2 separate regions of the Mus musculus genome follow, and region 2 is linked to region 1. A link is a loop called in an ENCODE intact Hi-C map of the cell type or tissue named here. Cell type or tissue: left cerebral cortex. All regions are shown on one strand.

Region 1 (2,500 bases):
TCTCTCTTTTCCCCCTCCTTTTCTCCTCTCCTCTTCTTCTGTTTGTCCCCCCCCCAAGACTTGGCTGGCCTTGAACTCACAGAGATCCTCCTGCCTCTGCCTCCTGAGTGCTGGGATTAAAAGCATGCACTACCATGACTGCTTTTTAGAGTAAACTTCCTCTCCATATGTGCATTGGCCATTTATAGTAAGATATGAAGAAGGTCTCTTAAGTGGATGTGTAAGTGAAATAAATTTAAGTATTTCACTATTCCACAATGTAAAAATTTGAAAGGCAACATTAGGAAGATAGTGAGTAAAAAGTGGTGATTCCCAGACTCTGGAGAAATAGAAAGAGTCAAGAGACGAAACAGGTGACTAAACATCTAAATAATTTATTATCATTGCATGTGAAAATGTTTATGTGTGGTTCACATATGCCACGATGCACATGTGTCGTTCTGAGGACAATTTTCCACCTTTATATGCATTCTGGGGACCCCAGGCTTGATGGTAAGTGCCTTTACTGGGCTGAGCCAAACTAAAGGAGGTGATTTCTAAGGCAGTGGAACTATTCTCTATGATACTACAATGGTGGATACATGAAATCCTTCACAACCCATGGATGCATACAGCTTTATAGTATATGTACTATAAATGTCAGTCAATAATAGCTGTTCAGCATTGTTTCATTACCTTTAACATTTGGGTCCTCAGAGGAATTATAAGCAGTAGGGGAAATTACACGAGGGAGAGGTATAGATAGGGCTTTGTACTGTTTAATCTTTCTGTAAGTCTAAAACTCTTGTAAGAATAATGTCAATAACAGCCCTCCCAATCTACATATGTATATCTTTATCTATATCTATATCATCTCTATATATCTGTCTCTGTGTACCCAATTTCAACTTGCTGACAACATACTCAGAAATGAAACATTTCAGTTTTGAAATAATCAGGTTGTCCAAAAGAGGGCGCCAAAGACTTACAAAGGCATCATCTTTGTTTATGCAAAAAGAAATGAAGTAGTGAGATAGACTCAAGGGTGGAAGGGTGGGGGCTCTGACTCAAGATCACATAGGACACGTGCGCCTCTTTCCTGTGGCTTCTGTCCTTCTTTAGAGTGGGTAAGTACTTTGCCCTATTTATTTCCTTTATTTTTGGGAGTCAGTCTCTAGCTCAGGGTGACCTTGAACTTGCTATGAAGCTGAGGCTGACCTTGAACTCCGGATTCTTCTGTTCTCACTCCCAAGTGTTTGGAATACCACTGTGGGACATTAATACCTCTCAGTCCCTTGTTTGCTCTGGTTTCGGATCTTTGGGAAGTGTAACAGCGTAATCTACCCTGTTGATGCCCTGCTGACATCAGCGCTGATCCTGGCTTTGAAGAGACCCCCAGAAGGCTGGAGAGATGGCTCAGTGGTTAAGAGGACCCTGCAGCTCTCAACAGCCGTGACAGCTGCACACAGACACACAGGTAAATAAAAATTAAAAAATTAACACACATAAATAAAAATTAAAACAAATTAAAAGGAAGATTCAGACATGTAAGCCAAATAAACTCTTTACTCTCTCAATCTGCTTTTGGCCATGGTTTGCCACAGCAACAGAAGGCAAACTGGGAAAAGTGTGTGTGTGTGTGTGTGTGTGTGTGTGTGTGAGAGAGAGAGAGAGTCAGAGTCAAATAATACACTTAGCTTTTCTTCAAAACAACTACAGATATGACTTATTCAATTGGGTTTGAACAGGAAAATTCATAATTCAAATTCTAAAATTCTAATTTCCTCATTTTTATTTATTAAAAGATTTGCATTTATTTAATTTTATCTGAATGAGTTCAAAAGAGGGATCCCCCAAAGCTGGTGTTGACATGGTTGTGAGCCACCATGCAGGTGCTGGGAATTGAACCCTGCTCTCAGTAGGAGCAACAAGTGCTCTTAACCCCTGAGCCATCTCTCTAGCTGCAAATTCCAGCTTTTAAGAATTAGCATATTGCACTCGCGTCGGCAGCACACATACTAAAATTGGAACAATACAGAGAAGATTAGCATGGCCTCTGCTCAAGGATGGCACAAAAATTCGTGAGGCACTCCATATTTTTTTGGGTAGCGAGTAGGATGTAAAGTGAATAAGTAAAAAAAAAAAAAAAAATTAAATTAAAAAGAGAATTAAAAATATTTTCCATGATGCACTAGAAATTTAGAGATATTCTTAGGTCACCTATTGACAGTATTCTTTGTCTGTATGTCCATCTAGACAGGGACTTTCTTTGTAACTCTAGCTGGCCTGGAACTCTCTATGTAGACCAGGAGAAAGCACTGGATCCCTGGGTTAGAGTTATAGGTGGTTGTTAGCTCCCTAGTGTAGGTGCTGGGAACTGAACCCAGGTCCTCTGAAAGAGCAGCAAGTGGTGTTAACCACTGACCTATCTCTGCAGTCCTCCAGGGATTCCGCTGCCACGTCTTCACTGTAGGAGGTACAGATGTCCTTGTGTTCACATGTGAACACCAGGGTAGTGATT
Region 2 (2,500 bases), 850 kb after region 1:
TGGCATAGCTGTGGTTGCTTGGCTCTGTGCGCTTGGAAAGAACATCCTGGTGGCAGAAGTGTAGGGAGAAGGAGTGTTTTTTCTTTATTTCATGACAGACAGAAGTCATGCAGAGAGAGAAAGAGGAGAGGGAGAGAGGGGAGGGGAAAGGTGGGAGGGAGAGAGAGTTAGAGAGATGCCTTTCTCTCCTTTCTAATTCCACTAAGCCCTATCTTCCAAACATTCCACACTCTCCCAGTATAGCAGGTGCAGCTACAAACACAACCACACATGGGGGGTGGGGAGGGGTTGATTTTACATTAACTACAAAGCCAGTCAATAGATAAATAGATATATAGTTATCTTAGATAATGATAGTGTCCCAACTAAAGGCTTCAAACACAGACTGTGTTGCATGCCCACACATACACACACACCACCCCTACCACCACCATCACCACACACCACTGGTACATGAATTATAAATGCAATCTAAATTAAGTAGAGTGGAGAAACCAAGCTGACCTCTCTGGCTATGGATATCATATGACCAGCTTCTTCAAGCTCCTGCTACAGAGACTTCCCTACCATAATGGACTATGGGTTAAAATGTGAACTACTATAAACCTCTTATCTCTTAGGTCGTCTTTGTTGGAAAAAAATGTATCTCTGCACCAAGAAATAATAGTAAGATAGTGTTTCTTTTTTTTTTTTCTTTTGGTAGTGCACACCTTTCATAGCACTTGAAAGACAGAGGTAGGAAGAAATCTCTGTGAGTTTTGTTTTGGGCCAGCCTGTTCTACACAGTGATTTCTTGCTTGCTTGCTTGCTTATTTATTTATTTATTTTTATTAGGTATTTTCTTCATTTACATTTCCAATGCTATCCCAAAAGTCCCCCATACCCTCCCCCCCCACTCCCCTACTCACCCACTCCCACTTCTTGGCCCTGGTGTTCCCCTATACTGGGGCATATAAAGTTTGCAAGACCAATGGGCCTCTCTTTCCAATGATGGCCGACTAGGCCATCTTCTGATACATATGCAGCTAGAGCCACGAGCTCCGGGGGGGGGGGGTACTGGTTAGTTCATATTGTTTCTTTAACCTGAGGAGCTGGAGAGATAGCTCAGCAGTTAAAAGCACTTGCTACTTTTGCTAGGGTTCAGCTCCCAGCGGGAACATGACAGCTAACAAGGAGTCCTAACACCCTCTTCTGGCCTCTGTGTGCACTGCATGTGTGTGGTGCATAGACACACATGCAGGCAAAACACACTTAAGATATAAATAAATAAATAAATAAATAAATCTTTAAAAAATATAATTAGAAAATGTGTTTGGTTATGTTTAGAGGAAAAGAGATATTTCAAGCAGATACCCCGTCAATTTCATCTTTGTAAACTTACAAATGGAAATTTGGAGTCAATTACCTTAGACATTACATAAACCTTTACTTAATATGTTTTTAAAAATATTGTTGATACCTTTAGCTTCTTGGGTACTTTCTCTAGCTCCTTCATTGGGGGCCATGTGATCCATCCAATAGCCGACTGTGAGCATCCACTTCTATGTTTGCTAGGCCCAGGCATACTCTGACAAGAGACAGCTATATCAGGGTCCTTTCAGCATAATCTTGCTAGTGTATGCAATGGTGTCAGCATTTGGAAGCTGATTATGGGATGGATCCCCGGATATGGCAGTCTCTACACGGTCCATCTTTTTATCTCAGCTCCAAACTTTGTCTCTGTACCTCCTTCCAAGGGTGTTTTGTTCCCACTTCTAAGGAGGGGCATAGTGTCCACACTTCAGTCTTCATTTTTCTTGAGTTTCATGTGTTTAGGAAATTGTATCTTATATCTTGGATATCCTAGGTTTTGGGCTAATATCCACTTATCAGTGAGTACATATTGTGTGAGTTCCTTTGTGAATGTGTTACCTCACTCAGGATGATGTCCTCCAGGTCCATCCATTTGGCTAGGAATTTCATAAATTCATTCTTTTTAATAGCTGAGTAGTACTCCATTGTGTAGATGTACCACATTTTCTGTATCCATTCCTCTGTTGAGGGGCATCTGGGTTCTTTCCAGCTTGTGGCTATTATAAATAAGGCTGCTATGAACATAGTGGAGCAGGTGTCCTTCTTACTGGTTGGAACATCTTCTGGATATATGCACAGGAGAGGTATTTAGGGATCCACCGGTAGTACTATGTCCAATTTTCTGAGGAACCGCCAGACTGATTTCCAGAGTGGTTGTATAAGCTTGCAATCCCACCAACAATGGAGGAGTGTTCCTCTTTCTCCACATCCTCGCCAGCATCTGCTGTCACCTGAATTTTTGATCTTAGCCATTCTGACTGGTGTGAGGTGGAATCTCGGGGTTGTTTTGATTTGCATTTCCCTGATGATTAAGTATGTTGAACATTTTTTCAGGTGCTTCTCAGCCATTCTGTATTCCTCAGGTGAGAATTCTTTGTTCAGCTCTGAGCCCCATTTTTTAATGGGGTTATTTGATTTTCTAGAGTCC

The links. Hi-C counts contacts between places; a loop is a spot of excess contacts. Peaks named below come from ENCODE experiments on the same cell type or tissue, not always from the same donor. Only the 100,000 strongest peaks of a DNase experiment are listed, where the experiment ranks them.
Region 2: a loop joins it to region 1, with 2.6 times the contacts of the local background. A loop is called at or near these places in 3 of 42 quality-filtered maps.

Annotation. Positions count from the first base shown.
Region 1 is chr8:112,060,532-112,063,031 of GRCm38, forward strand. It overlaps Gm36671 (a long non-coding RNA gene), which reads left to right and starts at 1,041. Exons shown (of 3, transcript XR_388036.3): 1 at 1,041-1,106; 2 at 1,233-1,456. It overlaps Gm22827 (a small nuclear RNA gene), which reads left to right and starts at 1,974; the gene lies at 1,974-2,080. In left cerebral cortex, a CTCF peak has its summit at 941 (motif pointing right); a DNase peak (open chromatin) is centred at 972.
Region 2 is chr8:112,908,547-112,911,046 of GRCm38, forward strand. All of the region lies in intron 1 of Gm45904 (a long non-coding RNA gene), which reads right to left. Among named protein-coding and RNA genes, the nearest start is that of Gm45904, 12 kb to the right of the region's middle. In left cerebral cortex, a CTCF peak has its summit at 1,214 (motif pointing left); a DNase peak (open chromatin) is centred at 1,182.